Linked DNA regions of Mus musculus: region 2 is linked to region 1. Evidence: chromatin contacts called from ENCODE Hi-C data. All regions are on one chromosome and are shown on one strand. The core of a region is the stretch at or near the end of the contact, and the rest is flanking DNA. Distances in the headings are between cores, read along the strand shown. Region 1 holds the start of Fcgbp (Fc fragment of IgG binding protein). Region 2 holds the start of 9530053A07Rik (RIKEN cDNA 9530053A07 gene).

Region 1 (5,488 bases), core at 1,297-3,796:
AATTAAGGAATTAAGGATGGGTGCCATGGAGGACAGAGTGAGATAGGAAGGTTAACTAAGTCAAAGGCCAGAGAGGAGAGGTAGGGAAGGCATGGCCAGAGGCCAAGGCAAGGGATCATTTCCTATCTCTCACTCTGGCCACCAGCAGCTTTTGTCCCACACCCCACAGCCTGGGCCAGCCCACAGGTGAGCAGCCCAAAGCTGGTAGGGGCCTTGGCTGTGTGCATATTGTCAGTAGTGCCAAGGTCCACTTCTGCAAAGAACTCTCTGCCTTGCACAGCTGCTCATGTGAGTTCGACCCCCAATGCCTGCCCATCTATGGTTAGCTCACTGGTAGCCTTTGTATGTATAACCAGCAGGGCCACACCCTCAGTGCCTGGCATATTTATGATCACACAAGCCGGGTGGTAGGATGCTTTATCTGGGATCAGGACTAGATAAGGCTCACCAGTCACTTGATCCTTTATGGCCCCTGTGCCAAACAGCACAACCTGATGCCCACATCTCCAGACAGGTAGAATGACCCAGTTGGCCATTCACCCTGGAGATGACCCTCAACCATGTTACCCTGGAGACCCTGGGAACCAATGATAGCCCCCATGATTAGCTCTGTGGCCTGGGTGCCTACAATGGGACTGGGAGGCTAGAGTGGGGACTACATAGTGTGTTCCCCAAGCAGATGTGGGTAGCAGTTGCTCCACCACACGGTTACAATTTGTGTGCTTGTAGGCACAACTGTGACCAACAAAAACAGCCACTGGGCCGCTGGCTGTTACCCTTGATCCAGAAAGATCTGCTGTGCTCTGTAACTGAACTACTTCAGAAGGCTGCAGCGTCACACTTATGACACCACCAGCTGGATGGACAGTGCCCTGGAATGTCACCGCTGCCTTCAAGCCCATAGTAACTGAGGCACCTGCTCTGCCAGCCACCACAGCAAACTCCTTTGCGTATTGGTCAGAGATGCTGGGAATGTGAGCACAAAGTACTCTGTGCCCAGGGCTCCCACAGGCCAGAGCAATGTTAGCTCTGCTGTGCCGGGCTTAGAGATAGGGTGGTCCACTCTGACCCACTACTGCATGCTGGGAAGTGCCACTGCAGTCATCTCTGCTTTAGCACTGGTGTTGACCATGACTGACTCCCCTGTGACCTTCTGTGAGGTGTCATTGACCTGGCTGAGGATAGAGACACAGCAGTGCTCTCTGACAGACTGAAGATGAAGAGGCAGAGACTGCTGTTCTCGGGCTGGGAATTCTGCAGGAAGGCCATGAGGAATTCTTCCCCAACAGTATTCCTGGGGTCCTCTGTGGCCTCCCGGGTCAACCCTGAAGAAAATGCAGTTGTGGGTCCAGCTACCTAGTTCCTCCCCGTTACAAACCCAGCCCCTGGGTCTTCCTGAGCACCTGTTGAAATAATTCTCCCTATGCTGCCATGTCCTTCCTAACGTATGCAGCATCCACCTCCGAGCCTTCCTGGCTTTGGCTGCCCCAAAGCCTGAGCACCTTGCACAGGGCTCTTGAACTCAGACACTGCAGGGCCAGACGAGGGGTAGAAAGGTGTGCCGTAGTCCTGGAGACAAACCTGGACACTGGAGAACCACACTCCACCTGAAACAGCTTTTGCTGGTTGTTATTATGAAAGACTGAAGCCTTTTTTTTTTTTTAAATGGCACACATTCACATTTTTCAAGAAAGTCTGTCAGGCTACCTGAAGTTCTGAATGCAAGCTTCATCCAGTCTGTGTGGATTCTGTCTCAATATGACCTGGTGGTTTATGTGAAGGATACGAAGGGGAGAAGACCGTAGAAGTGTGGACACGATGTCTGTGAAAGCTAGAGTAGAGCTAGTGGGCTTTTCAACATGGGTGTATGCATGTGTGTATATGTGTGTGAGAAAAAGTAAAGACAGAGATGGACAGAGAGAGACAGAGACACACAGAGAGATGTGTAAATGAATACTAACACACTTCGTTCAGTGCCTAAGGCTGTCTCCAATTTCTGCTAGCCTCTGTCTCATTTAAGTTAGCCGGGTTGCAGTGAACAGTGAAGGGAGGTGGTTTGTAGAGAGGACTAAAACTTGAGGGTGCTGACGCAGGCAAGCAGGAGAAGCTTCCCAGACATAAATGGGGGGCTCGATTTGACTTACCCCACAGGAGGGTTGCTCCGGCCCACAGGGCCCACCATTTCCACGGGGATCCCATGTCTGTAGTAAAGAGAGAGGGAGATCAAAAGGTGCTGTCCTGTTAGAGACCATTCCAGAAGGCAGAGAGGGGTTAGAAGGGGGCAATCTCAGGACAAGAGCCACCTGGATGTAAGGAAGGCTCAAGTGAGAAGGGAAGTTGACTAGATAGGACTGGGTGGGCTTGGGGTGGGGGTGAGGCTGGCCATGAGGTAAGGGGGTGAGGATCAAGGACAATGCATGGCATAGTGGCTATCCCCTAAGAGTAGAGGTAGAAGAGGCAGTCTAGGGCCTGGATGCAGAATAGGGCGTTAGTTGTCCCTCTTCTGCAGGGAACCCCAGCCCTTCTCACCTGCGGGTCCCCGAGCTGCAGGACCAGATTGCAAGCTAAGTTATATAGTGGAGATTCCTGACTCCCCTGGCCACACCCCGGGTCACCTGACGCGCACACGGTGCCAACTTCCTGGAGGAGGATGCCGATCTCAGACCAGGTGGAAGAATGGGGAGCCCTGAAGATCTGCCAAGGGTGGAGAATGAGTCTTCAGCCTGTGTCCTGAGATGGGTGTGAGAGCAGCTGGTGGCTACACCCTGGCAGCCTCTGGATCAATTCAATCATGGAAGGGCGTCGTCCTTATAGAGACAGCTGGGGAGCAGAATGCCGAGATCCCGGCTCCCTGGGCATGGGTAGGGTAGTGGGCAGGGTTTGAACTTGAGATGGGAGGTGGTGACTGGTCATGTTTGCTGGCTCACCGGCCAGATTCATTTCTCTGACTCCTGCCAGGAACAACAGTAAAGGACCCATATCCGGGTCCTACTTCCTTGCAGTCCCAATCTGAGCCCTGGTTCCAGGCCATCCCACATCTTCTTTCCAGTCACCCGTGGAGAAGAGGTGTCTGGGGGTGACGCGGGGTCTGAGGCCTCGGCCCAGGCCGGTGATGTGGATCGTAACAGTCTTACCCCAAGTTCATCACAGTCTCCTGGGTTTCTCTCCTGGGAAATGGAAACAAGAAAACCTGGCTTTGCTGGGCTTCTGGGTGTTCTGAATACTCTCGCTCCTTGTGATGGAGCAGGGGTGGGTGGGGGTTCTGGGGCTCGGGGTGTGTGTAATGAAGGCTCAAGAGCTCTGTTTCCTGATTCCATAAGATCGATCATGGAGGTTTCACTTCCTGGAGAACTGTTTGGTTTGGGATTTTTTTTTTTGCTTTGCTTTTTGTGGTTTCATTATCTTCTCTCCTTTTTTCCTTCTTTCCTTCCTTCCTTCTTCCTCTCTCTCTTTCTTTCCTTCTTCCTTCCTTCCTTTCTCTCTTTCTCTCTCTCTCTTTCTTTCTTTCTTTCTTTCTTTCTTTCTTTCTTTCTTCTCTCTCTCTCTCTCTCTCTCTCTCTTTCTTTCTTCTCTCTCTCTCTCTCTCTCTTTCTTTCTTTCTTCTCTCTCTCTCTCTCTCTCTCTCTCTCTCTCTCTCTCTCTCTCTCTCTCTCTCTTTCTTTCTTTCTTCTTTTCCTTTATACCCTTAGAAGGGACTGGTTGGACAGGTTTGGAGTGACCCTGTTCCTCTCCAGTACCCTGCAATTAGTCTGAACTGAGGCATGGGGACCAGGTGGCATAGTCGTCTGGGCTGGAGTCAGCATGTCTCATAGGACTGGCCTGGCCCTGGCCATACTCTGCTAATCCCTACTTTGGGGACTATTGTTTGCTGAGGAGTCTCCTCAGAAACAGCAGCTGCAAAGCCTGGTGTCCTCTGTCAATACCCCCTCCCAGGTAAGGAGGCTCCTTATCATTGAGGCTTAGACTTCTGTGCAGCCAGAGTGGGTGGGGGACCCTTCTCTCAATAGGGCTGTGACTTTCTCAGAGGGAAAGATAAAGCTTTGGTACTGATAGGGTCCTCAAGGCAACCAGGAAAGTGTGGTGAGTAAACAGAAGGCTGGGTGGGAGCCAGAGAGAACAAGAAACCCAGTGGAGTGTGGGTGACCCATGGACAGCTGGGAGAGAACCCTGAAAAAGACCCTGAGGGAAAGATGGGCGGGGAGGGACGAGACCAGGGATCCCAAGGAAGAATGTGAGTGCAAGCTAAGATGTCAAACCCCTCTATGTAGGTACATCTCTCTCTTGAGACACTCAGAGGCATGAGATGTGCGAAGGAAAACAGTAGGGTGAGTTTTCAGAGATAATTCTGGCCCTCTTTCTGTGCACTCCTCTGAGCCTTGATGCCTTCCCTGACTGAAACCAAAGAGAAGCCTACCCCTGTGATCATGGCTCTCTGCAGATGGAGACCTCAGGAACTAGGGTGGGGGAACAAGTTTTACAAATACTTTAACTTTATAACCCTCTGGGACCTTGTTTGTTACTCCTTTCCAGGTTCTCTCTCTGTGTGTGTGTGTGTGTGTGTGTGTGTGTGTGTGATGATACACTTGTGTGCCCTGCCCCAGATTTTTTATATTCTCAGGAATTTCACTAATAACCCCGGAAATGACCTATGGGGACACTTCCTTATGGTCAAAAAACCATTTATTCTGCCAACAGCAGCTTTCTTGTGAGCCTAAGCAAAGGGTGTTTACATTTCTACTTTTGGGCCTCTCCCTATATAAGGCAGGCCATTCCAGACACTGGGGGGGAGGTGGGGAGGCTGACCTGTCACAGGACACAGGACATAGGGCAAAGTATTCACTGTGTTCGTCTAAGTCCAGGTTTTGCTAGAAGTTTCTAGCTTTCTTCCTTCACATCTGGACCCAATGATCTGGCATGCACAGGTAGACAATTCACATCTGGACCCAATCACCTGGTGTGCACATGCAGACAAGCTGCTCTAGGTTCTTCAGTAGCCTGGTACTTGTCGCATGGCTCCAGCCCCTTCCCTGTAATATCAATGTTTCCTCATTGAAACTGTCTTGGCTTCTGTGGCATCACGTTCTGCATTTTTGTGCTACTTTGGTCTGTTTCCTACATGCACACTTTCTTTTTTCTTTCTTTTTTTTTTTTTTTGAACCTCAAAGACAATTTTATTAGAGTTTAAATGAAAAAACAAAAAACAACGAACAGTATGCAAATTATAAGTTTCAGCAGCTTCCCAGAGGAGGAGAATGGAGGAATAGCAGAAAAACCCTTGCCGGTTGATTTATCAGAATTAAGGTGTGCCGCAAGGCATGGCCACAGCAGGGGGGACACTTTAGAAAAGAAATAAGAACACCTGAAGTGTTATAGAAAGAAGAAAAGGAAAAGTTTGGCTTCTCTGAGTAAGTCAGCAAAGAGGGTCAAAGGAAGCTACACACCTATGTCTGAAAGAAACTATCCTAGAGATGGGAATTCTGGGAAGGAA
Region 2 (5,488 bases), core at 1,525-4,024, 58 kb before region 1:
TGGTTACCACGTTGAGATCACCCCCAGATGTGAACTACTGTGGTCAAGGCACACATTTTGGGCCAAAGTAATCACTTTGAGGGAAAAAGATTGATCCCCTCAAGAAATGACAGTGATACCATCTTTTCCAGAGCCCTTGTAGAACCAGAGCTGAATAGCATTCATTCAAACCTTAAGCATGGCTAACAGCGCTCTCTGCTGTGCACAGCTCAAGCACCTGCTTTGTTTCCTGCTCCTTTTAGGCCACAACATCCTTGTCATTACTTTCAAGAGAGATTTCAGGGTTACTTCCCAAAGTAGTCATGTTGAGTGACTCTCTTTCCAATGCTCACTGCCACCACCACCCATCCCTTCAGTTGGCTTATTTGGATGGTGGTGAAAGGGGATGGTTTGGGGTCTAACACCAAGGCTATAGCTCCTTTTGCTTTTTTGGCTTGGTTAACCTTAAACTCACAGCCTTGGGGAACTCACCTTCGCAAGGCCAACTTCTCCATAGATCAGGGACACGGTGTGGTTGTAGGCATGCACAGTGACTAAGCGCACGTAGGAGACTTTGTTGGAGCTCCGGTGCTCATTCTTGGCGTCTACTTTAAAGGCCAGCAGGGAGTCCTTGCTGCTGCGCAGCTCAGCCATGGTGTAGGTGCAGGTGCCCATCATGTCATAGCGATGGCCATCGAAGGTGGTATAGTGGGGATCACCCTGGGCACGGCAGACAGCTGTGGACTCTGCCAAACACTTAGCCTTCCCACTCACCATCTGGCAGCGCTGCCCAGGTGCACACTGAATGCCTTGGCAGGATGCCTCTGCTGGGGTGAGCAGAGCTGTGGAGGGAAGAGAGTTGGAGTTAGAAATGTACCTGAGACAGACACCTGCGGCCTCCTACAGTGTGGACTATGCACTGTTGGCTCAAGAACACCCCTTGTACAGGCATGGAAACTGAGGTTTGCAGGCTCACAGAGAAAGCTCCTCTCCCAGGGTTTCTGCTTCCACAGTTCAACACAGCTTGGTCCAGAGCAATGTCAAGTAGTGAAGAAGGACCAGGAGCAACTGATGAAACATTAAACTGTTTATAGTTTGATATCCCACCAGGCTAGAAGTTGCCAGAGGATAGGAAATGAAAGATGGAGTCTTTAGCAAAATGGAGACAACTGTCGTAGAGGTGACCTTAGTAGAAGTCCTAGCTCAAGCGTCCACCACTGGGCCATTGGAGAGATTATGTTCAGTGCTCTGGCTACGGTGTCCTGTGATATGGGTCTGACAATCACAGTTTCTCCACAGACATTTGAGGGAGACATTGGCATATTTTAACAAGTTAAAGCATAGATTGCTTATAACTGAGCCTATATAATTAATTGCTGTTCCCAGGCTGTGAATTCTGCAGGAAGGCCGTGAGGAATTCTTCCCCACCAGTATTCCTGGGGTCTTCTGTGGCCTCCCGGGTCAACCCTGAAGAAAACGCAGTTGTGGGTCCAGCTACCTAGTTCCTCCCCGTTACAAACCCAGCCCCTGGGCCTTCCTGAGCACCAGTTGAAGTAATTCTCCCTATGCTTCCATGTCCTTCCTAACGTATGCAGCATCCACCTCCGAGCCTTCCTGGCTTTGGCTGCCCCAAAGCCTGAGCACCTTGTACAGGGCTCTTGAACTCAGACACTGCAGGGTCAGACGAGGGACAGAACGGTGTGAGACAGTCCAGGTGGTGACTGTAGATGCCAAAGCAGCATACTCACCTCGAGTAAGGTGCCACTGTTTTTGTTTTTGTTTTTTTTTTTTTTTTTTTTTTGCTGACTGCACTTATGGTTTAGTAACTAAGTATCCCTGGCTGATCTAGAACTCACTCTGTAGATTAGACTGGCCTCAAATGCACAGAGATCCACCTTCCTCTGCCTCCTGGATGCTGGGATAAAACAGCAGCTTGCACCACCATGCCTGGCTGTGGTGATTTATTTTTGATGCTACATTTTCTACTTTTCTGATGAAACTGGTTGGTTAGCCGACTCTTTACATGAAGTCTGAGACCCCACACCCCCTTTAAAGTCCTGTGAGAGCATACACTCTGACCGGATTCAGTTGCTGGTATGATTCCTGTTTTAATAGATCTTGGTGCAAGATGATGAAGGGAAGTTGAGGATCATGGAAGTTTAGACAGAATCACGTAACAATCGAAGCAGGTAGACTCTCAACACTCCAAACATGGAGTGGGGGCTCCCACCTCATTTCTTGCATGTTCTCACTTCCACTGCAGCCTGGGAGGGGCTGGGACAGGGTTTATGAAAGGTTTACAAATGAAAGATGCCGACCCAGGCAGGTCAGTTTCCCATGGTCCAAGGCCCCAGGACGTGGATGAGGTTCAATCTGACTTACCCCATAGGAGGGTTGCTCCAGCCCAGAGTGCCCAACAGCTCCACAGGGATCCCATATCTGCAGCAGGGAGAGATGGAGGCTCAGATAAGGCTGTCCTACTGTCCTGTTGGAGACTGTCATGGAGATCACAAAAGGGGGCAGACCCAGCATAGTGGGTACTTGGAGGCAAGGAAGGCTGGGGTAGGGACAGAAGTTGGGTGGATAGGACCAGGTGTGAGCAGGCTGTGGGGAGCTGTCCAGTGTAGCAGGGAGTGAGCTAGAGGTTTTGAATCCAGGGAAATGGGTGGGAGAACTGGATATTCAGATGCCTTGAGGGGAAAGATAGGAGGTCTAGAAAGAAAGGCAAGAGAGGACAGTATCCATCCTACTTCCGTAGAGAGCCCCATCTCTTCTCACCTGCAGGTCCCGGAGCTGCGGGAACAGGCTGGGGACTGAGCTATATAGTCCCGTTTCTTGTTCCCTCGGGCCACACCATTGGCCATCTTCCAGGCAGATGGTGCCAGCTTCCTGGAGGAGGCTGCTGATATCAGGCCAGAGGGAATAGTGAGTCCTGAAGTCTTGTGAAGGGCAAAGGATAAGTCTACAGCCTGTGTTCTGAGATGACTGTGAGATCAGATGGTGGCTGCACCCCAGGAGCTATGGAAAACTCTGGTCTTGAAAGAGTGCTGTCTTTAGAGGGACAGCTGGAGAGTAGTGTGCCAGTGGACTGGGTTCCCTGAGCAAGGTAATGGGGATCGGAGGGTGATGTAGCATTGGTTATGTTTGTTGGCTTCCTGGCCAGATTCCGATCTTTAGTCCTTACTTATAACAATATCTAAAGGTCCATATCCGGGTTCTGGCTCCTTACAGTCCCCATGGGCTGATCCCTGGTCCGAAGCCACCCACATCTTGTTTCTAAATACCAGTGAGTATAGTTTTCTAGGGATGTATAGTCTGAGGCCCTGGCTTTGAGTCTTGTGTAGGGCATGATGTTCCAATCTCAGAAAATTATTTGGTTTGGTATTTGAGATATCCCCTAACCCATCTCTCTCCATGAAGAAGGGACTGGCTAATCTTGGGGTGAATATATGCCTTCCTCTCACCTAATCGAGAATTTTCTTAAGATATGATATGGAACATCAGGGTGCAGAAAAAGTAGCAGAGGGAATTTGAGCTTTCTGGGATATAGTCAGTGACTCCCAAAAGGCCAGTACAAACCATGACATTATTGGTTGAATCTGAAATGTCTTCCCAGGCTATTGTATTTTAACATGTGGTTGTCAGTAACCAGTAACTTTGTGAAGTTGTGGAATAGGAGGTTTCGGACATAAGGCCTCATAAATAGAAGCAAGCTACTAGGGTCAAGCCTCGCAGGTTATACATGTCCCTGCTTCTGTCCTGCTCTGATTCTTGCTTGCTTGAGGTGACCAGCCACCCATGCTCCTGCTTTGGAGGGAGTCACTCCAGCCATGATGCCCCATGATAGACTGTACTCCCTCAAACCATGAGCCAAAAGAATTTCTTCTCTCATTACTTCTCTCAGGTGTTTTATCACAACAAAGATAAATGTTACAGATACAGAAAATTGGTCCAGAGAAGATCAGGTTTTAGTGTAATTAAACCTGACCATGTGGTTCTTGTGCTTGTGGAAGGATTTTGGGGGTGGTAGCTGAGCATATAGGGCTAATGTGATGGAAAAATTTGAAGTTGGCCAAAATGCCAATAGAAATGTGGACAATAGAGACTTGGGACAATAGAGACAATTGGGAATTGGGGTAAAGGCTATTTATGCTCCATTCTGGTAAAGACCCTTGCTACATGCTGCCCAAGAAAAATCGAGTTGAGGTTGAATCTCAAAGTAATGGAGTGATTTGGTAGAGGAATTATCACCGGCTGCTTCTAGCCAGGTATAAAAGGAGAGCAGACGGAGAAAGTGGGGCAGCGAAGTGGAGTACTGTGTAGTTTGGGAACCCAAGAGCATTTAAAACTACAGACAAGGTGAGTGATAACAGATGCAATTGTCCAAAATACCAGTACAACTGAAGAAAACCTTCACACAATGGGGAAGGTGCCTCAAGGAAGACACTCCTCCCACCGACGTTTTCAGGGTATGACGTGAATGGAAAGAATCTTCTTTAAAAAGAGACATGTGCAGAGGAAGGGGTGTCTTGCTCAAAAAATGACCCCTCAGGGGAATGTTTCTCTGTTCAGAGGCACAGGAACTAAGAAGCCACTGTAGCTGTGGTCCAAATGAATTCAGCTGCACCCTGAGTTGGCAGCGGACCTTGGCATCTTGCGCATTAGCGCTGGCTCTGCAGGTGTGCATGGGGACTGAACAGTGAGGTGATTACTAAGGCTTGCACCACCAGAAGAAAGGCTCTATCAGGCTCTATGTAGCAGAGACAGCGTCCATGTGGGGTAGTCCTCATAAGTCAATGCCTGAGGTAGTGGAGCTGAACCCCAAGTTGCAATGGACACTTAGGATGATGGTGGTGGTGCCAGGAGCATTGTATGTATGTCAAGGAAGGCTTCCAGCAGTGACTGGAGACAGTGCTGCAAATGGCAACGCCACGGGGGTCTGACCAAGCCCATAAGAACCAGGGTGGAGCCAATGATGCAATCATATGCTCTGCATTCTAAGCTGTAGCTATGAATATGTTTAATATTCATCCTGATGGTTTTGAGTATGTCTTTTGCTCCAGTCCTTCCTTGTTACCATTTTTCATAGAATGAGAATATTTACTCGATGCCATTGGGTGATGGAAGAATGTAACATTTTATTACTGAAGGGCTCATAGCTAGCAGTGCCTTGAGTCCCAGAGGGGACTGTTGGACTTTTGACTAATACTGCAACTGCTAAGCATTCGGGGACTCTCGGATTATGCATTTTGGCACTTTGCATTATCAGATGGCCATGCCTCTCCTGGGACCAGAGGTGAAGTGTTATAGTATGAATCTGAGACACTCCCCAGCTGACATGTTTAAACACTTCTGTGTAAGGAACTGTTCACGGCTGGAGCAAAAGTGTCTGAATCAAACAACCCAAGGAGGAGAACTGAAGGCTTATTATCACTCACAATACAGTGGTGATTTTAGTTCATCATTACCCAGGTCCATTGCTTTTCAGCCAGTGGCAAGTCAATAACAT

Evidence for each region. A loop is a pair of places that touch in the nucleus more often than their neighbours do.
Region 2: a loop to region 1 is called in a map of gastrocnemius, with 2.1 times the contacts of the local background. The contact joins the promoter of 9530053A07Rik here to the promoter of Fcgbp in region 1. A Hi-C loop is called at or near these places in 5 of 37 maps with a recorded cell type or tissue (T-helper 17 cell, T-helper 2 cell, gastrocnemius and 1 more).

Annotation. Positions count from the first base shown.
Region 1 is chr7:28,068,294-28,073,781 of GRCm38, reverse strand. It overlaps Fcgbp (Fc fragment of IgG binding protein), which reads right to left and starts at 2,546. Exons shown (of 20, transcript NM_001122603.1): 1 at 2,530-2,546; 2 at 2,145-2,201. The coding sequence starts at 2,199.
Region 2 is chr7:28,126,752-28,132,239 of GRCm38, reverse strand. It overlaps 9530053A07Rik (RIKEN cDNA 9530053A07 gene), which reads right to left and starts at 2,774. Exons shown (of 20, transcript NM_001164655.1): 1 at 2,758-2,774; 2 at 2,362-2,418; 3 at 472-821. The coding sequence starts at 2,416. It also overlaps the pseudogene Gm21925.